Regions from separate parts of the Homo sapiens genome. Here all the other regions are linked to region 1. Evidence: chromatin loops called from intact Hi-C (ENCODE). Cell type or tissue: heart right ventricle. All regions are shown on one strand. Region 1 overlaps JAM3 (junctional adhesion molecule 3). Region 2 overlaps IGSF9B (immunoglobulin superfamily member 9B). Region 3 has its middle 18 kb from the start of JAM3. Region 4 has its middle 10 kb from the start of IGSF9B. Region 5 overlaps IGSF9B (immunoglobulin superfamily member 9B).

Region 1 (4,000 bases):
CAACTTCTCTGAGAACTCCACAGGCTCCGACTCATGCACGAGCCTGCATGTGTACCTCCTGCAGCTCCCGCCCTCCTGTCAGAAAAAGGATGCCATCCTCCTCTCCAGCCACCTGCCTGCCTCCCTCTGTGCCCCTTGGCACAGCCAAGCCCCAGCAGGCCTCCCCTCGAGTCTCTCTCCCTGCCTGCACCCCAGCTTGGGGCCCCCCACCAGCCCTCTCCCGGACTCTGCAGAAGGCCTCTGACTTGGGCCTCTGCTCTGAGTTGTGCCGCCTCCAATCTCTTCTCTACAGCAGCCACTTCAGTCTTCTGAAACATAGATGCAGCCACGGCACCTCCCCTGAGAGCCTCACAGCGGGCCCTCAGATACCGCCCATGCTCGCCTGGCATTCAGTGCAGTCTGCCTGGCCAGGCAACCTCTCCAGCCCCTCTCCCCCCTCTCCTCCCTCTCTCCCTGTCCATGTACCGGCAACAGTGGGGAACTTCCAGTCTTTCCCATCAGCCAGTCCGTCTGTTGCTTCTGCGTCTTCATACACAGCATTCTCTCCTGATCACCACCTCCCTCCATACCATCTTGCCTGCTAACCAGCCACCCTTCACACCGCACCCAGAGAGGCCACTTTGGGGAGCCTTCCCTGACCACCATCCTCCCACCCGGGAGGATGTCACTTCAGGGTACACCGTGTTTTCTCCCCATCGGCAACCCCAGCACCAAGCCAGAAACACAGTGGGTGGCTCAGTCCATTTGTGCTGTGCCCTTGCTGAAACATATGGTCCTTCTCATTCACTCACCTACATCACTCACATCAGGATCATGAGAAGATGGCCTAGGAAAATGTTCACTTTGATTCCCCAAAGAAATGGGGCTGTGAGCAGATTAAGATCCTAGCTAATGAACTGCACTTGTTGATGCTGGGGGACAGGGACAGGGAGGCTTGATATACCATTTGCATTACTTTTGCATATATTTGAAATTTTCCATAATTATAAATCTTTAAAAAAAAAAAAACGGTCCTAGCTACAGATGCAGGTTACCAGTCTGAGGTAAGTTTCTGGCCAAGAGTGTATACCCAGGTCTATGGACAGAGGAAAGGTCAGCAGGCAAGAGGACTACAGGATCATACCCTGAATTTTGTTGTCAAAAAACACATATGTGGTTTGTTCATCTTGAATTTTCTTCCACTCGATCCTGGGGTCACTTGTCTGCGAATCCGTAATGATGCAAGACAGTTCCACACCTAACACGCAAAGAAGAAAAAGAGCTCTCGGTGAATGTGGAGTGCTTCTACGTTCAGCTGCACCCAGACCCTGCAAGCTCTAATTCAAGAGGCCTTTCATGCAGATTAAAAACGTAGCCAACTCCACACTCCAAGAGACTTTGAGAAAGGATTTTTTGCCAGAAAAACAATAAAGATAATTAGCAAGGATTTTACTACATAGTGTACCCCTCCCTTAAACACCCTGCTTGTATATAAGAAATTTCTTGGCCAGGCGCGGTGGCTCACACCTGTAATCTTAGCACTTTGGGAGGCCAAGGAGGGTGGATCACCTGAGGTCAGGAGTTTGAGACCAGTCAGGCCAAACATGGCAAAACCCCGTACAAAAATCAGCTGGGTGTGGTGGCGGGTGCCTGTAATCCCAGCTACTCAGGAGGCAGAGGCTGCAGTGAGCCAAGATTGCGCCACTACACTCCAGCCTGGGCAACAGGAGCGAGACTCCATCTCAAAAAGAAAAAAGAAATTTATTTGTTGTGTGATCACAAAGCCAGGCAGGAGTGCGATGACAGCTGATGGAAAACTGCACAGGGCTCACTGCCGGCCTGCTGATGCCATGCTTCCAGGCCTGTGCACCGCAGAGCAGTCCACCCGGAACATCTCCCTGGCACACTTACAGAGACAGATGTGTCCTGAGTTGGCTGCAAGACATCAAATGTCCAGTAGATGGTGCCCATTATCCTAGGCATTTCGTTTGTACTTACTTTCAAATTCCTGTACCACTGGGGTTCGATTGCTGGATTTGAGATTTACAGCCCCTATCAGGCAGCCTGAAGGAGAAAGAAAAGTAAAATCAGAGACAATGTATCTCAAACGGCAGAGAAACCTTGCACTGAGGTCAGGTTTTCCCGTCTGCGTAGGCTATGGTTACTAACCACAGAGGATGGAAAAATATTCCACAATAAAGTCTCTTAGGTAAGCCAAGTTAACTGCTTTCTCTCTCAAATCTGACCTTCACTGGAAGGAGCCAAGGGAAAGAGAAGAGTTCTAAGAATTCCTTCTCCTTTTTAGTCCCAGAACAAAGCCCTCAGAGCTTTAAAGCCTTTGTCTAAGCATTTCCTATTGACCCTTCGACACCTCTCCTCCCAGACCTGCCCGGGCCTTCTGCCCTTTCTCCCTCCATCTTCCCCTCTTCCCCAGGCTTCCAATCCTGCACAGGCACCCTCAGTGGCACGTGATATGGGCCAGACTCTTGGGCTGGAACTCTTCCCTTCGGGACGGCATCAACACTCTCTGGGTATGGTTATCAACCAGCTAGGAGTCCACCTCGCTGTATGAGCAACCCGGTGGTTCCAGTCCACGAAGAAGTTTTCACCGGTCTTTGTTGAAATGAGAAAAATAATAATATAACACGGTAATTTTCACGAAGCTGAGTTTATATCATTGATGAAAGCAAGATAACTAATTGCATGGCAATCCCTTTCAAAACTAGCATCTGATTCCTTATGGGTTTGGGCAAACATCAGAAACCTGTTTACCATGGTCTCAAAATTTCTCAACTAATCTTGGAGAGAAGATCAAGTAGGTACATGGACTACCTACAAAATATTATTCTTTAGCTGCCATGCCTCTAATAAAACATGCCATCCCCAAAGAAGGCCTTCATACAGAACACCTTGATGAAGGTCTCTGGGTCCTGGCTTATGATAACCGCTAAAGAAAATCACAGAGCAACTCTGCTCCAAGCTGCTTTAACTCCTTGCATATTGGGCAGCCTCACACAGCCCATTCTTTTCCTTTATCTTCTTTAATGGCCCAGCTACATGGATCTTTTCTTTCTAAATAGTCAGATTTCACTAATTCTAGCAAAAGCCCTAAACAATAATTCAATAAAAAGGGATGGAAAACAGAAGTGTAATATACCTGAATTGCTATTGGTTCCTAAAACACTTCCACAAAAAGTTATAGAACAAAGGACAAGTGAAGATAATGTTATTTTGTTTGGATAACCATGGCTACTCCCTCTGGGAGCCAGAAATACATACCATGCATGTGCAGCCCCTTCTACTTCTCCTTCAAAATGAAAGCGCCCAGTGATGCACTAGTAAAGAATGATATGTGAGGCTCCGAGTCTCTACCAAGGCCACACGGGCTCCTTCTAAGGAAAGTGGCCACAAACATTTCTCTCAGCATGAGCACCACGACTTCGACGAGACACCACCACTGGCTCTAAGGGACTATTGGCCATAAACATTTCTTCCAGTATGAGCACCACGACTTCGACGAGACACCACCACTGGCTCTAAGGGACTAGTGGCCATAAACATTTCTCTCAGCATGAGCACCACGACTTCGACCAGACGCCACCACTGGCTCTAAGGGACTATTGGCCATAAACATTTCTTCCAGTATGAGCACCACGACTTCGACGAGACGCCACCACTGGCTCTAAGGGACTATTGGCCATAAACATTTCTCTCAGTATGAGCACCACGACTTCGACGAGACGCCACCACTGGCTCTAAGGGACTACTGGCCATAAACATTTCTCTCAGTAGGAGCACCATGACTTAGACGAGACACCACCACTGGCTCTAAGGGACTATTGGCCATAAACATTTCTCTCAGTATGAGCACCACGACTTTGACGAGACGCCACCACTAGCTCTAAGGGACTATTGGCCATAAACATTTCTCTCAGTATGAGCACCACGACTTCGACGAGACGCCACCACTGGCTCTAAGGGACTATTGGCCATAAACATTTCTCTCAGTATGAGCACCACG
Region 2 (4,000 bases), 210 kb after region 1:
TTTTTGTATTTGTAATTTTTGTGGGTACATGGTACATACGTTTGTAGGTATGGGGTACGTGAGATATTTTGATATAGGCATGCAGTGTGTAATAATCGCATCAGGGTAAAGGGGTATCCACCCCTCAAACATTTGTCCTTTGTGTTCCAACAATCCAATTATACTCATAGTGGTTTAAGAATGTATGATACATTATTGTTGCTTGTAATCCTGTTGTGCTGGCAAACACCAGGTCTTACTGGTTCTTTCTCACTATGATTTGTACGTGTTCACCCTCCCCACCTCCTGTAGTCTAGTTTTTATTCTGTCTTTTCCCCAGAGGCCACAGAAACTGGTGTGGAGAGGTGATGCTCACTTCCCAGCCTTGGGGTCAGCCCCTGCATTTTCTCTCTAGGACCATGTGTTTCTCGATTGTTTTCATTCCTCTGTTGTCAGTTTAGCCAGATGCAGTCATATGAGGTCTTTGCGCAAACCTTAGGGTAGATACAGATCTCAAAAATGTGCCAAGCGGGGTGAGGGCAGGAGGCACAGGAAGGGAGGAGAAGGAAGCCTAGCTGACTCCTCCCACCCCCAAGGGCTGCCCCTCCCTACACTCCTGTTTGAGTAAGAGTGGCAGCCACCTGCCCTGCCCCGGGGGTGACAACCTTGAGCTGGGAGGGCGAGCCCCTCAGTGCCTTCTTTTAGACCTGTCTCACCTGCAGGTGTCTCTCTAGCCAGGCTCAACTCGAGGAGGGGGAGCTCGAGGGGAGGGGGAAAAGGCAGGCACCTGGGGCAGCTCAGGGGGTTCAGGGAGACCCCTTTATCCACTTCTCAGCAGCGAGGGAAGTTGAGAGGGGCACCCGCTCTGTCTCCCATCATGGTGGTTCGGTGGCTGCTTCCCGGGCGGAGTGTCCTGGGTGTCTTGATTCTGATTGGAGAACTGCACCTGGATGATGGGAGTTGCCGCAGCTCACCTCCCGTCCCCTTACTCTGTTCCTCCCGCAGCAGCGTGGGGGCCCTAACCAGCCTGCCCGGTGGCTGCTGGGAGACCGGTGCTGCTCAGCGCCTAGGTGTCCAGGGTGGGACATTTGGTGTGGTCAAGCTGTCTTTGGAGATGCCTGGGTGGGAGGTCTGGGCATACGATGGGGGGCTCAGGTGTAGATTGGGGCTCCCCTGCTGCTTGCGGTGCTGCTTCACGCTGCTGCTCCACGCTGCTGCTCATCTGCACTGCTTTTCCACACGTGGCTCCTCGCTGCTTTGTTGCCTGGGCCAGGGAAGGGCGGGGCCGAGGTTGGGGAGGTCTCCTTTCTTTCTGCCTGCCTCTAACTCTGTGCACTGACTCCGACGTTTGGCGCCGGCTTCTTTTTGTACTGCTTTCCGCTGCCTCATCTCACCCTCCTGGGCGTGCACGGTAGTGAGCCGGGACCCGGGAGTGGATCCTGGAGGGCACCCACCAGGTTACAGCTCAGGGCTGCAAGGAGAGGGCCAGTCCCACAGGACCATGTCTCCTCCCTGTGGTGACGTGGCAGCACTGCACCCATAGCCCTCCGGCTTTGCTGGGAGTTGGGAGCCTGTGGAACAAGGGAACACCCTCGGCCCGTCTTCCTACTCTCCATGCATAGCGTGACCTTCTTCCAACCCTTACGGCCTTAGGGATCCTGGCCCCACTGTGGGGAAACCCCTGGTCATTATGGTCTTATACCCTGGACATCTCAGGTGACTCCAGTCTGATTGGATGAATGAGCCCTGTGGGTTACCCGAGGCCCTACTTCAGCTGTCCCTGGGGGTGTGTGCAGCCAGGTCCTGGGCTCCTTCCCTCATCCTGCCACTGTTGAGCCGCTTATCCCCATACCCCAGAGCCTTACTCTCCCAAGGCAGAGCTTGTTCTTAGGGTTGTGACCAGGGTGGGATTCTCCCACAATGCAGCTGGTAATCCATCTGACCAGTGTCCTGAGCACGACTTGCACCTAAAGGCCCCTTTGGTAGAAAAGATGCCAGCTGTGGTTGGTGACCCAGCATCAGGAGGATTGGCACAGCCAAAGCTGGGCAGGGCATCCACTCTGGGCCATGCCCTCTTCTTGCCCTTGAACCTAGGAACGCCAGGCCCACCAGTGCCTTCTCCCTGAGCACCCTGCATGCACCCTCTTCTCTCCAGTGTGACCCACCCCGCCCCTCGTCCCCTATCCTGTCTCTCTCTTTTGGCCAGGATGAAGCGGGCACAGTTTGGGCCCCATGACTGGCTGTCCTTGCCAGTGCCGCCAGGACCCAGCTGGCTGCTGGTGGACACCCTGGAGCCTGAGACAGCGTACCAGTTCAGCGTCCTGGCCCAGAACAAGCTGGGAACCAGCGCCTTCAGTGAGGTGGTCACTGTGAACACTTTAGGTGAGGGCCCGGGGTGGGATGTTGGGAGCGGGGGTTGTAGAGGTGGTGGGGGCGGTGGCCCAGGCAGCTATAGCAGTCGGCCTCCTGTGTGCCGGTACCTTGCTGAGTGCTCCACAGAGCCGTGCCATCTGATCTCCCCGTGAGGATTTGTTGTGGTCTCTGTGGGGTTTGCTGGTCCTGCATCAGAGTGCCATTGGCCGAATTCCTGTTGCTTTTTCAGGTGGAAGAAAGACACTTAGAATTTTCTCTTTCCTTGTCAGGCCACATGTTTGCTTTCAGGGGAGATTGGGCATCCTCCCTCCTTGGCAGCGCCTGCCGGTTCTGGCCTCTGGCCCCAGCGTCACTGGGCGGTAGGCATGTGGCTGCCTCCCGCTGCAGAGTCTTCCAGGCCACCTTCCTGGAGGCAGCCTCATACTCCTCCCTGCCTGGCCACAGTTGTGTTTGCTCTGCTCTGGAGCCAGAGAAAGGGCCACTGTGAACAGGCTTTTCCTAGGTGGTGTAGGTGGCGCGACTCCAGCCCCTTTCCCAGAATCCGCTCCTGAGCGGCCGCCAAGGTGGACAGCAGTCTGGGATGCTCACCCCCAGTCCTTGGCACCTCTGTGGGGCCTTGTGTTGACCCCCAAACCCCGGCCAAGAAGGGAATGGAAAGAGTGACTGCTGTGCTGTGAGAAAGAAGATATCCCTAGCTCCCTGGAAGAGCACAGGAGATACTTTGATGACATTTAATTATTCCTCCTTCCCCATAGTTCCCATTTCTCTTCCCTTTTGCAGTACACGATTCCCTCATGTATGTTTAGACGTACTCTGAAGGCAGAACCCTGAAGCCCTGGGCCCCGGGCCCTGACTCTGCTTCCCTCTGGGCCCTGACATGTGCACAGGAGTGTGGGGGGTGCGGTGGCTGCCCTGGGCCTCGCTGATGCGCTGTGGTTCTTCTCCTTCCCCCGCCGCAGCATTCCCTATTACAACTCCAGAACCCCTGGTGCTGGTCACCCCACCGAGGTGCCTCATAGCCAATCGGACTCAGCAGGGTGTGCTCCTGTCCTGGCTTCCGCCTGCCAACCACAGCTTTCCCATCGACCGCTACATCATGGAGTTCCGTGTCGCAGAGCGCTGGGAGTTGCTCGACGATGGCATCCCCGGCACCGAAGGAGAGTTCTTTGCCAAGGATCTGTCACAGGTGAGGGCTTTGCTCTTCCTTGCTGCTGCTTCCCAAATCCGGGAAGCGACAAGACTCTAGAGGCACTGGAAGCTTTGAGTGACCAACTTTGGGTGTGTGAGGCCAGCCACATCCTGTACCTCCTCACCACTGGTCCTGGATTCTCCCAGACTCGCTACCAAGGCCTGGACTCCTCAGATCATGGCCCACAGGCTCGGGGCCAGCTCTGGGGCAGCGGGGACCTGTGTTCTACTGAGGGTCCCGGCACCGCTACAAGCTGGGCAGGGCAGGCTGAGAGGCCAGCAGGCGTAATCAGAGCACTGACCCCAGCCCTTGCTGAGCCTAACCTGGGGTGGGCAGAGAAGTTCCAAGAAGAATTCTCTTCTAGGTGTGTCCAGGGAAGAACCCCTTCTCCAGTAATTTAGAGCTCCTGGAAGAAAGTGCATTATCTCTTTTTCCAGTAGCTCCGTTAAACTTGGATAT
Region 3 (4,000 bases), 89 kb after region 1:
GATGGATCTGTGGGCATCTGTGTGTCAGAGGCATCTGAACCAGAGCAACTCCATCTTGAATGGGGCCTTGGTGAAAAAACTGAGACCTGCTGGGCTGCACTCCCACGGGTTAGGCTTTCTGAGTCACAGGATGAGATAAGAGGTTGGCACAACATACAGGTCGTAAAGACCTTGCTGATAAAACAGGTTTCAGAAAAGAAGCCGGCCCAAACCCACCAAAACCAAGATGGCAGAGAATGACCTCTGGTCGTCCTCACTGCTGCACTCCCAGCAGCGCCATGACAGTTTACAAATGCCATGGCAACGTCAGGAAGTTAGCCTATATGGTCTAAAAAGGGGAGGCACGAATAATCTACCTCTTGTTTAGCATATCATTAAGAAATAACCATAAAAATGGGCAACCAGCAGCCCTCAGAGCTGCTCTACCTATGGAGTAACCATTCTTTTATTCCTTTCCTTTCTTAATAAATTTGCTTTCACTTTATGGACGTGCCCCGAATTCTCTCTTGAGTGAGATCCAAGAACCCTCTCTTGGCGTCTGGATTGGGACCCCTTTCCAGTAACACGTGCATAGACGTGCTTATGATCAGCATTTTGCAGAAAGCTGTTCAGGAGTGTCTGGAAAGGACACTGGTAGAATTTTTTTTCCACTATTTATTTATTTAGAGATGGAGTCTGGCTCTGTCCCCCATGCTGGAGTGCAGTGGCGCGATCTCGGCTCACTGCAACCTCCGCTCCCGGGTTCATGCCATTCTCCTGCCTCAGCCTCCCGAGTAGCTGGGACCACAGGCACCCATCACCATGCCCGTCTAATTTTTTTTGTATTTTTAGTAGAGACAGTGTTTCACTGTGTTAGCCAGGATGGTCTTGAACCCCTGACCTGGTGATCCGCCCGCTTCGGCCTCCCAAAGTGCTGCGATTACAGGCGTGAGCCACCGCGCCTGGCTCCTTTTTATTTTTGAGACAGGGTCTTACTCTGTCGCCCAGGCTGGAAAGCAGTGGCGTGATCTCGGCTCACTGCAGCCCTGACCTCCTGGGCTCAAGTGATCCTTCCACCTCAGCCTCCTGAGTAGTTGGGACTACAGGTGTATGCCATCACCCCAGGCTATTATTTTTTTTTTTTTTGGTATTTTTTGTAGAGATGGGGTTTTGCCATGTTGCTCAGGCCAGTCTTGAACTACTATGCTGCCTCGGCTTCCCAAAGTGTTGGGATTACACACGTCAGCCACTGCGCCCGGCCAGGAGTGTATATTTAGTAACAAATATGGACTGTGGTGGGAACATTTTTGATGTGCCCAGTCTATGTGTAGGAAGGGTTTTGGATAAGAACAGAAAGGAAGCTCTCCTGTGCTTATTTTTTTACTCGATACATGATAATTGTACATTATCATGTGGGATACATGTGATATTTTGATACACGGATACAATGTGTAATCATCAATGTCCTGTGCTTCTTAGAAGCATTCAAACCTCCAGGCATGGCGGCTGTTGTCTGTAATCCCAGCACTTTGGAAAGTTGAGACGGGAGGATCGCTTGAGTCCAGGAGTTTAAGACCAGCCTGGGTAATAGTGAGACCTTGTCTCTACCAAAAAGAAAAAAAAAAAGGAAAAAAAAGCATTCCAACCGTCTCGTAGGATGGGCTCTTAAAACATCCATTCCAGGCCAGCAGCAAATGTCCAGGGTGTGTCTTCCCTCCAGAGATTAGCTTTGTTTCCAAGAGCTCATTAGACTAAGAAAAAAAAGCATCTTTGACCCTGCTCACCAGTCTCTGCACCTCAAGGACAAGTGCGCACGCACGCACGCACGTACGCAGGCACGCACGCACGCAGGCACGCACGCACGCAGGCAGGCACTTCCTCCTGTCGCTAGGATCTCCACCTGCACACGGCTGCTCCCTCTCCCAACCTAGGGATGGGTTCTCAGAGCAGGATACAACCGTGGTGGCCTTCAGGTGCCCCTGGGCCTCTCTTGGTCACAGAGGTCTGACAAGGAGAGAGGAGAGCAAAGAGCGAAACCCTTGTCTGTGCGTCTTCCCCATGTTCCAGGGGTCCACTGACAAGCCCTGAGACGCACCCTTCTCGGGAGAGAACCTTCTCGGGAGAGACCAGCCAGCCCGCGCCGCCTCCTGCCCACCCCGGGTGGCCGCGACGGGGAGTGCCCCCTCCTGCGCGGGGTGCACCGTTTCCCAGCCTCACTGCGCCACCGTGTGGCGGCCTCTTACCGTTGCAGCTCCTTATTCCTCCCCCGCCCTCCCCAAACCGGCACGCTTAGCTGTTTGGTGTTCCGTGCTCAAGTTTTCAAGGCAATTTTGTGTATAGCATCCCAGTATTTTTTTTTTGGCGAGGGGGCAGGGTCTCGCTCTGTCGTCCAGGCTGGAGTGCAGTGGCACGATCACGACTCACTGGAGCCTCCACCTCCCTCACTCAAGTGATCCTCCTGCTTCAATCTCCGGAGTAGCTGGGACCACAGGCATGTGCCACTATGCCTAGCTAATTTTTTAATTTTTTGTAGAGATAGTGTCTTCTGTGTTGCACAGGCTGGTCTCGAACTCCTGGCCTCAAGGGATCCTCTCGCCTCAGCCTCCCAAAGTGCTGGGATTACAGGCAGCATCCCGGTATTTTAAGAACTTGCAGTCTTAAGCAGAGATACCCAGATGGATGTAAGCCCTGAGCCGGGCATGTACATAAAGCAATAAAGGGCTAAGACTGAAAGCCGTAGGTTAGTGTATTTGTGTGGAGATGAGGAAGAAGAAAGAACAGCCGTAAGAGTTCCAAATATTTCACACTGGGCTGCTTAGGAGCCAGGGTGCGACCCTAGTTCAGTTGGTGGGGTGGATTTTGCTGCCCTCTTCAAAAGAGTTTTAAAAATATAGATTGATTGTGTTTTAGAGACAGGATCTCGCTCTGTCACCCAGGCTGAGTGCAGTGTCACGACCACAGCCCACTGCAGCCTGAACTCCTGGGCACATGCGATCCGTCTTCCTCAGCCTCCCAAGTAACTGGGACCACAGGTGTGTGCCACCACTTCCAGCTAATTTTTAAAATTTTTTGTAGGGATGAGGTCTCACTATGTTGCTTAGGCTGGTCTCAAACTTCTGGGCTCAAGCGATCTTCCTGCTTCCCCATCTGGAAGTACTGGGATTACAAGTGTGAGCCACCTTGCCTGGCCACGTACTTATCCAAAAAAAAAAATGCAAAAGCCAGAGTAGAACAGCCTGGATTGTTAGCCTGGGGTCTCCTTGCTTTGCATCCAGAGACCCCCTGGGGAGGGGAGGAGTCAGCCACAGGGTTCCTCCAGCAGGGAGGGGCCAAAGCATCACAAGGGGAAAAGTGCCATCTGTCATCTGTGAAGGAGCACTGCAGTTCACGTCGGAAGTCCTGCTCTTCTCCTCACTCTGTGACCTTGAGAAACTGCAGGGCCTGGCTTTCAATTTCAGAGCGTCCTCAGACTTTGCCTGTGTTCACGCCGCGTCTGCCCCGACTGCCTGTCGTGTGCCTCGGTCAGACTGGTGTATCCTTCTTCCCCCAGACGGCACTGGTTCTTCCACTTTGCTGGTAGCATGGCTTTTGCTCAGAATGCCCTTCTTTCTCCCTCTGTGCCTTTAAATCCTAGCCATCCTGAAGGTGAACTCAGATTTCTTCCATGGGGCTTTTGCAAGTCTTTCCAGCTGGGAACTTCCCTCATCCTCTCTGAAACCCTCCCTGGGACTCCACAGATCCTTCTTTTAGGAGCATTATCTGGTGCTTCGAGGTATATTCTGGTTTTTTCATACATCGTAGATATTTTGGGGACCATGTGATATTCTGATCCATGTATATAATGTGTGATGATTAAGTCAGGGCACTTGGGATGGCCATCCCTGAACATTTTTCTTTCTATTGGGAGCATAGAATATTCTAGTCATGCGTACCTTTACTGTATGTCCCTCACTAGGCGTTAAACTCTATGTGTGGACACTACATTCGATTCATCATCATGCAGTGTGCCTGACACTATGCT
Region 4 (4,000 bases), 170 kb after region 1:
TCCATTTAATGTCATGAGGATTCAAGGATTTAATCTTTGTAAAGTGCTTATAACAGGACTTGGCGTTCACGAAGCTCAATATGTGTTAGTATTATTATGGTGATTATTCCAGGTTAGTAGACAGGAAACTGAGACTCACATGGGGTGAGTAACCTGCCTACATCTCAAAAATTTGGCAAGACTGGGGCATGAACCCAGATCTCCTGGCTTATGGTCCCGCAACATGGCAATGCTGTGTCACCAAGGAAATCAATATGCTTTGCACAGACTATTCATCTCCTGGCCTGGAAGTGCCTGGGGCTGGGAGCCAGAGTGGTTGTTAGCGATATTGACAGTGTTCTCTAGTACATGTTAGGCACAGTGCTGGGTGCTGTATGGTCTCCAGTCATTTGATCATCCCGACAGCCCTGAGAGGTAGGTATTTTCAACCCCTGTTTATAAGACTCCTGGGTCAACAGGGTTGGACTTGAATATATCTGACTTAGCTGGTCTTCTGGATGCAGGTAAGCGGCCTCTGGTGTCCTGCACCTCTGAGAACTGCTCCAGGCTTCGCAGCCCTGCTATGGAGGCGCTGTCCACAGTGCTGAAGGACTCGGCTGGACCACCACTGCCCCCAGCCTGGGGCACACGGGTGTGTGTGTACAAGGCTCTCTGTTCACTCCCCTGCACCCCTATCCTCAGACAAGGGGCTTTCTGATGCCACATGTCTCTCTGATTTCCAGAGGCTCAGAAACCAGGGTGCTTTACAGGATGAGAGTCATCTGTCCATCCTAAACCTCTCTCCCTTTCTTGGGCGTGTGGGGCACTACGGATCTACAGGTACAGCGCAGCATGTGTGTGAGTGCACACGCGTGCATGTGCACACACAGCCGGTGTGCCGTTGCTGTATCTGTATGCATCTCTAGGTTCTCTACTGGCCTGCGTGTATGTGAGAAAGTGTGTGGGTGGCAGGTCTCTATGGGGTGGCACAGCACCTGTCTGCGTGGGTGGTGTGCGAGTGTGTGTCCCTGGAGTGTGCGTGGTGTGGGGAGTATGTGGGGGAGGCTAACGACTGTGGTCTGTGGGGTGCTGGCTGTACTGCAGTTGTGAGGTCTAGTTTTCTTGGCTTCATCTTTACCTTTTCCGTGAGTCGCCCTGTACGCAGCCGTATGTGCAGACACGCAGGGACGTATGCACACACTCACACACGCATGCACGCACACACACCTGTGTCCTCAAAGCTTTTCACACCTCCTTCTTCCATATCCACTGACACACGGGTAGCGCCCTGCATGAGGGTGCAGCGCTCACATGTGCATGCAGACACTGAGCCAGGTGCACACGGAACACAAGCACACACACCCGGGCCCCTGGCTGACCCCGCAGAAGAGGTTCGTTGCTCCCCGCCGCTTTCCTGTCCCTGATCTTGCGCCTCTTGTCTCCTCCCAGGGGCAGGATCTTGTCCTTTGTCTCTTCTCTCTTGGGAGTGGCGTTCTTTGGCCTGGTGGTCTCGGTAGATCATTCCGGGGCTCGGTCTCAGCACAGTGAGGAGGGTTAGGCACTAGCCGGCATGGCCGCATTTCCGCGCGGAAACCGGATTTGTCCTCCTTCTGCCAGTCGGTTCCGCGAGGCTCCCGCCGGCGCCACCTGCTGACGGTCGCTCCCCAGCGCCTGTAGCCCGGGCGGGTGGGACCCGGGGGTGCCCCGGAGGCCGGGACTGCGTGAGGCATCGGCAGCCTGGACGCTGGGACCGGAGCAGGGGTGGAGAAGGTGGGTATGGGGGGACAAGTCTCCCTGGGACCTGCTTTAGGCAAGACGAGAAGGGTGTCCTGGGTACGTCTATGCCAGGAGTTCTGGTGTGGGAGAGCACGAGGCCCACCTGCACATGAACACGTGTGTTCACGCGTCCTACCTGCACACAACCCACGTTAGCCTCGCGATGCGTGAGGATGTGGCACACACTTGCACATACGAGCAGCTCCAGAGGGAGCAGATGGTGAAGATAACATATGTGTGGTTATCTGAAGAGATTCTGCGTGTGAGTGTGTGCGCAGGAGGGCCCACATTGGTGTGTGGACCTCTGTACGTGTGATTTTGCATACGTGTGTGTGTTCCTACAATGTCTGTGTGTGCAGCATGTTGCTTGTGTGTGTGTTTGTGGAAACACGTGGGTTTTAGTTATGTTAGCACACCATATGGTAAAAGCCTGGGCATTTCTGATTATGCCAAACCCTTCAACCTAGACACAGGTCTCTGAAAAACTGTCAACATTTTCTTCTACACTGCCAACTCCTGATCCCCCCAAGGGCACTGCCTGTCCTGCCTGTCCTTCAGCTGATACTCAGCCTCCTCCCCTTCTCTTCCTTCGTGCCCTTCTCTAAATGCCCATAAATCATGTTAGAGTCAGACTCGGTGGAATTCCGTGTACAGAGATTTCCCAGCTACCATCATTTCAGGGCTGAGGGTGGCTGAACCAGCCACTGACCCCTTCTTCTCTGCCAAGAGCAGCCCGTTGGCCTGGATGATGAATGGTGAACCATCCACCCTGGCCCCTCCTCAGTCCCTGCTTTTTCACAGGGCTCATGCCTCAAAGAACCTCCACAAAGGGACAGCAGCCCAGGGCAGAGAAAGGCCCCTTCTCCCCACAGCAAATGCTCTTTTCAAACCAGCCTCCCTCTTGTTGGAATGTTGCAGAGGCTGCTCGGTGCCCCTCAATTAACCTTGGGAAGCTGCCAGGAGAGCAGCCCTCGCAGAGCCAGCCCCTCCGTCTCCTTCTCCCCATATTCCCCCTTCCATCAGCTCATTGTCCCGGATTCCCCATGAGACTCTCTTTTCAGTGCCTCCACTGGCCTCCTCCCACACGCACCCCGCCCCCACCACTGCCCCAGGCTCCCCTGGCAGCTGTGCCCACCACCAAGGCCCAGGCTCTGTTTTTCCAAGTTGCTTTCCTAGAAAGGGAGTGGGGAGGGAGTCCAGCTTCTGAGCCCTCCCCAGTCAGGGCTCTGGATCAACTCTCCTTTCTCAAACAGGTGCCGTTATTATGTTTATTCCTCTCACCCTGCCCCCAGGAACACACCCTTCTCATTCATACACACCCAAATATCCTTGACAGCCAGGCCTCGCCGGGTTGGGCAGTCCTCTCTATCCTCTATCTCATGTTTTCCCCTTGTCTTTAACCACCTAGAACAGACACTGGGCTGCAGACAAGGTCAGAGGTTAAGCACCACCCTCTAATTCTAGTCAGGGCCATTGCAACCACATCCCACAGGGCAGATGGAGGTCCGGCTGCGCTCTCCTCACTGGGCTTCTGGTAGACCTCCTGTGCATAGCACCTCTTGAGCACTTGCTGCGGACTGGCTGCCATACTAACCTCTTAGCTCACTAATTCTTCTGAGCAACCCTGTTGTCTCTTAGCTGTACGTACTGTGAGGGCAAGAACCATGTTTGTGTTACTTGTCTTGCACCTAGTAAAGTGCTCAGCTCCCAGTAGGTGCTTGGCACACGTTGGTTTGTTCAGACTGTTGATTGAGTGGTTGGACATTTGTAAAAAAACGAGGCTTAGGGAGGTTACGCAACTTGCTTAAGGAGGCACTGGTGGTGAGGAGAGGCAGGGACAGGACCCAGGTCTTCTGACTCAGAGTCCAGGAATCTCTCCTCTGTGCCATATTTGCCTTGTGTCCAAGTACCATGGAAACTTGTTGCTGTGGTACCCTCTGCCATGGACGTGTTTTCCAAGAATAAATCCGGATCTGTCTCTAGGCTGTCCATACCACTCTGAAGCCCAGCGAGGGGAGGGACAGAGAGGAGGAGAGGAGAGAAACAGAGAAGGGAGGGGTTAGGATAGAAGACTGTGAAAGAGGCCGGGCAGCGGGGTAGCAGCGGAGGAAGGCAGGCTGATGTTTCCATCTGACCTCTGCCCCCTGTCTGGTCCCCAGCCCCTCTCTTCCTGTCCCCTGCACCTGCTGGGGCAATGTGCATGCCAAGGCTCCCGGGAAGGGTGGGGGCAGTGAGATAAAGCTGC
Region 5 (4,000 bases), 190 kb after region 1:
GGTTTTCCCCCTTTGAGGGGGGAGCCTGGCCCCTCTGAGCTGCTGTGATGGAGAGGGGCTCAGCACACTCCACCCTCCCCTTCCTCTCTTCCTCCCCTTCCTCCCCACTCCCTTCAGGAGCCAGCCCCTCCCCCTTCCAGTCTCCATCTGCCCCCACCCAGGCTCTGGGGTGTTCTGACAGAACACAGACACACACAGGTGTGTCTGTGTCCAGCTGGCCTGAACTCACCCTCCCAGGGCTGGGCTCCACACCTGGCCCCTCCTCTGCTCTCCTCTTTGCTCTCCACTTTGCACCTCTTTTGCTCCTGGATGTGGGTTTGGTTTCCCCCTGTATTTGGGTTTCTCTATCTATCCTCCATCTTCCCTCTTTACTGCTAGCCTGATTACTTTTTTTCATATTGAGCTTTTCTGGAGAGAGTGTGTTATTAGACATACTTTGGCTCAGAAATGATCAGGCTTAGGGAGAAGTGCTTGTGGGTGATGGAGTGAGAGAATATGCCGTGCGTGTGTGTGTGCGTGCGCATGTGTGTGTGAAGGAGATGACAGAAAACCAATAAATATTCTAGGATCCAGAAAAGCAAGAGGGCTTGGAGCGAGGGTGGAGGCCAGGACATGGGCGCCCACACCACTGCTTTATTCTGGGGAAGCTCCCTCTCATTTTGTCTTGCTTATCCTCTTTGGGATGTGTCCTCTCTGCAGCTGCCTCTCCCTGGTTGAAAGGGTCTTTGGGAAGAGATGCTGGGAGGGGACGGCCTGCCTTGGAGGTAGGCCTTGGGTTGGGTGCTCAGCGCTTAGCCCAGGGGCTGGCTGGGGCTGGGGTGGAATCCCAGCGCTGGGGAAGATTTGAAGAGCCTGCCTCGTTGCTGTGCAGTGAAAATGAGGCTGGCTCGGTGCAAATGAGCAGCCTCACAGCGGGAACCCACGTCAAAGCCAACCCACCTCCTGGCGTTGCCCGCTAGAGCCCTCCACCTGGAAGCCAGCTCACCAGAGCAAACTCCACTGTTGGAGGTGCCTGCTGTCCCCCTAGGCCTCTGTTCCTCCTGCCTGGGCCAAAGCCCTGGGAAGGAACCACCTTCTGTTGCCCACTCTGCCCTCCTCCAGGTAACCTGGCACCTGGGAATAACTCCCTCCTCTTCCCCTAGGCTCTTGTAGTTTCTTATCTCCTCACAGGTGTGTGCTGTAGACACACACACACACACACACACACACACACACACACACACACACACAGCTTCTCTGCAAACTCATGGCACCCATTATTCACCCATTCCTCTTGGTCCAGCATCCGCCTTTGTGATCCTGGCTGCTGGGAGGCAGCCTCTCCTGCTGAGGGCCCCTGGGGCTGTGGGGGAGGTGAGGCTGCAGCTGGGCACTCTCCCTGCTTTCCCTGAGGGGCTGGGTTGCAAACTTAGCCTGAAGCAAGGTTGGGGGTGGGGGAAATTGGGAAGCATGCTGGGGCCTCAGGCAGGTGAGTGCAATGCTCTGCTCTGCTCCAAAAATACTCTGTGATCTTAGCTCTTTCTCTAGAAAACTGTGATGTCACCGGGAGCCAATCAGCTTCTGGAAGGGCTTGCCTCCTCCCTCTTCCGCAACTTGCAGGGGAGGGGGAGGGGGAGAACAAGACACACAGAGATGACATACAGACAGACACGGAGAGCCACAGACACAGAAGTACATACATGCAGAGACGGAGCCCTTGCATACAGAGAAGCAGGCAGAACCCCTCCCCTTGCATGAGCCAACCGAAACACACACAGACACACACACACACACACACACACACACACACACGCACACATGCTGGTAGACAGAAACAGGGAGAGAGATAGGCAGGTAGACACAGTCACCCACACAGAGCAAGAGCTAGAGAGAAAGAGACAGAGGGAGACACAGAAAGACATGGTGAAGGAGCAGGAGCCAGAGAGAGATGGACGGACAGACACATGCAGAAATGGAGCCCGCAGGACAGATAGGCAGACAGACAGGCAGACAGAGGAGCCAGCAAGGCAGACAGACAAACAGAGATCCAGAGAAGGAGCTAGAGAGAGACAGACAGACAGACACACAGAGGAACCAGTAAGACAGACAAACAGAGATCCAGAGATGCGAGAGAGAGAGAGAGAGAGAGAGAGAGAGAGAACAAACACAGAGGAGCCCAGCATGTGTGTGTGCGTGCACAGACACAGAGAGGTGGCCAGACACAGACATGAAGGGATAAGAGACAGCGAGGTGCACACAGGGGTCCGAGATGCAGAGAGAGTCAGACCGAGGCACCGGAATGGGGAATGGCAGGGGCTGGTGCTGCCCTCCTCTGGGCATCCTCCCCTGCGGGAGTCCCCAGCTGGCTCTCTGTCTTTAAGCTGCCGCTTCGGTACTGCAGCTGCTGTCCTAGGTGCTGCCCTGGAGAGTCGGGTGCCCGGCCTGGGACCAGAAGGGTCTGGGGCTGGGGAAAGCTGTGGTCAACTGGCAGTAGGGGGTAGTACCAGGGAATGAAGGGGGTGAGGCTTCCCCTCAGCTGTTCTTTTCCCTGGGACGTTACTGGACAAGGTGACCTTGTGGCCTCCCTGGCCCTGCCTGGCAGTGGAGCCTGGCGTGGGAGGAGGGCTGCATGCCTTCTTTGGGCCCAGGAGTGGTGCTGCGGCGCTTGGGGTGCGTGGCTCTTCCTCTCTGCGGCGTCCTCTAGCTTGTGGTGGGGTGGAGGCAGGGGTGGTCCTCCCGCCTGCTGCCTTGCTCGCCCTCTCTGCTGCCAGCCAGGGTGGGTGTTCCCTATCCCACCGTCTGATTTCGTTTTCCTCTGCCCAACGTGGGGACAGCCCTGGGATCTCCCTCCTCTGTCGCCAGCATCCTGCTCTCCTAATGGTGATGTCTGGGGCTTGGGCCCCTCCCACTCCCCCCTCTGCGGCAGGGCTGGCAGAACTGTGCTGGGAGGAGGGGCTGGAGAGGCCGGCTCAGCCTGCGGGGTTTCCCTCTGGTGTTGCCACGAGCAGCCTCGGCTGAGCTTGTTAGGGATTTCCCTGCTCCTGCATGGAGTACCCTTGTTTTGTGCCATGCACATCGGGCTGAGCTGGGGGTGGGGTGGAGGAGGAAGGCTGGCTCTGTCATTTCCCACCAGGCTGTAGTGGCAGGCGTCCTGGAGCAGAAAGAATGTTCCCTGTGCACGAGCGGCCACAACTGGGCAGTGCCGTGGGCCTCCAGAGGGGGCCGGGCCCCTCACCTCCATGTCCTGGACTCCTTGTAATTCTTGGGGCAGGATGCCAGCAGGGGGTGGGGCTGGATGACGCCTGCGGCTCTTTGAGACTGGGGAGGGAAGAGCTGGCGTGTAGGGCTGAAGAGAATGGCTTCCCTCTCTTTTCCTCTCCCTTCCTTTCCCCCAAGTTGTGGATGCCTGGGGGCCCCAGGACAGAGGGAGGTATGAGCAGCGAGGGGGAGAGGGATGGAGGGTGTGCCTGGGACCCTCCTGGGAGGGTACGGTGGCCCATGGAGGGCAGCTGGTGGGGGGCGGGGTGACCCTGTGACACGGACATGGGGCTGCTGGGGCAGGATCTCTTTGTCACCTCCTTTCTGTGTCCAACCTGGCCGTCCCCATCAGGCGCCCACGGCCTGCGAGAGGAGCCCGAGTTTGTGACGGCAAGAGCTGGGGAGAGCGTGGTCCTGCGATGCGACGTGATCCACCCAGTGACGGGACAGCCCCCACCCTATGTCGTAGAGTGGTTCAAGTTCGGGGTCCCCATCCCTATCTTCATCAAGTTTGGCTACTACCCGCCGCACGTGGACCCTGAGTATGCAGGTAAGGTCTGGGCACCCGGTCTCCCGCACCTTCCCCAGCTGGAGTCAGCTCCTCGGTGGTTCCCCTCTGGCCCCTGCCTTGTCCTGACCACTCTTTATCTCTGTTTCCCAGTCTCTGCCTGGTTCCTCCCATCCTTTGTCCTCTGTTGGTTCTAATCAAGCGGTGGGAGGAGAGGGCTGTGGAGGTGGGGCAGGGTAAAGCCTTCTGAACAGC

Evidence for each region. Peaks named below come from ENCODE experiments on the same cell type or tissue, not always from the same donor. Only the 100,000 strongest peaks of a DNase experiment are listed, where the experiment ranks them.
Region 2: a loop joins it to region 1, with 4 times the contacts of the local background. A loop is called at or near these places in 93 of 110 quality-filtered maps.
Region 3: a loop joins it to region 1, with 7 times the contacts of the local background. A loop is called at or near these places in 102 of 110 quality-filtered maps.
Region 4: it touches region 1 in a loop (2.7-fold over the local background); 19 of 110 quality-filtered maps call a loop at or near these places.
Region 5: a loop joins it to region 1, with 5 times the contacts of the local background. A loop is called at or near these places in 22 of 110 quality-filtered maps.

What each region holds. Positions count from the first base shown.
Region 1 is chr11:134,137,894-134,141,893 of GRCh38, reverse strand. JAM3 (junctional adhesion molecule 3) reads right to left here. Exons shown (of 9, transcript NM_032801.5): 2 at 1,978-2,043; 3 at 1,124-1,237. Among named protein-coding and RNA genes, the nearest start is that of SNORD153, 11 kb to the left of the region's middle. In heart right ventricle, CTCF peaks have their summits at 1,731 and 1,930 (motif pointing right); a DNase peak (open chromatin) is centred at 1,923; H3K27ac peaks cover 660 bases.
Region 2 is chr11:133,925,277-133,929,276 of GRCh38, reverse strand. IGSF9B (immunoglobulin superfamily member 9B) reads left to right here. Exons shown (of 20, transcript NM_001277285.4): 13 at 2,186-2,361; 14 at 3,312-3,538. Among named protein-coding and RNA genes, the nearest start is that of MIR4697, 29 kb to the right of the region's middle. RefSeq lists a silencer at 1,584-1,673. In heart right ventricle, a CTCF peak has its summit at 1,504; a DNase peak (open chromatin) is centred at 1,496; H3K4me3 peaks cover 462 bases.
Region 3 is chr11:134,048,866-134,052,865 of GRCh38, reverse strand. No RefSeq gene overlaps it. Among named protein-coding and RNA genes, the nearest start is that of JAM3, 18 kb to the left of the region's middle. In heart right ventricle, a CTCF peak has its summit at 2,196 (motif pointing left); DNase peaks (open chromatin) are centred at 1,825 and 2,195; H3K4me3 peaks cover 589 bases.
Region 4 is chr11:133,965,081-133,969,080 of GRCh38, reverse strand. No RefSeq gene overlaps it. Among named protein-coding and RNA genes, the nearest start is that of IGSF9B, 10 kb to the right of the region's middle. In heart right ventricle, CTCF peaks have their summits at 1,455 and 1,656 (motif pointing left); a DNase peak (open chromatin) is centred at 1,597; H3K4me3 peaks cover 555 bases; H3K27me3 peaks cover 283 bases.
Region 5 is chr11:133,945,848-133,949,847 of GRCh38, reverse strand. It overlaps IGSF9B (immunoglobulin superfamily member 9B), which reads left to right. Exons shown (of 20, transcript NM_001277285.4): 2 at 3,590-3,787. Among named protein-coding and RNA genes, the nearest start is that of IGSF9B, 9.1 kb to the left of the region's middle. RefSeq lists enhancers at 2,148-2,377, 2,653-3,381. In heart right ventricle, a CTCF peak has its summit at 2,315 (motif pointing left); a DNase peak (open chromatin) is centred at 2,318; H3K4me3 peaks cover 1,543 bases; H3K27ac peaks cover 3,878 bases; H3K27me3 peaks cover 301 bases.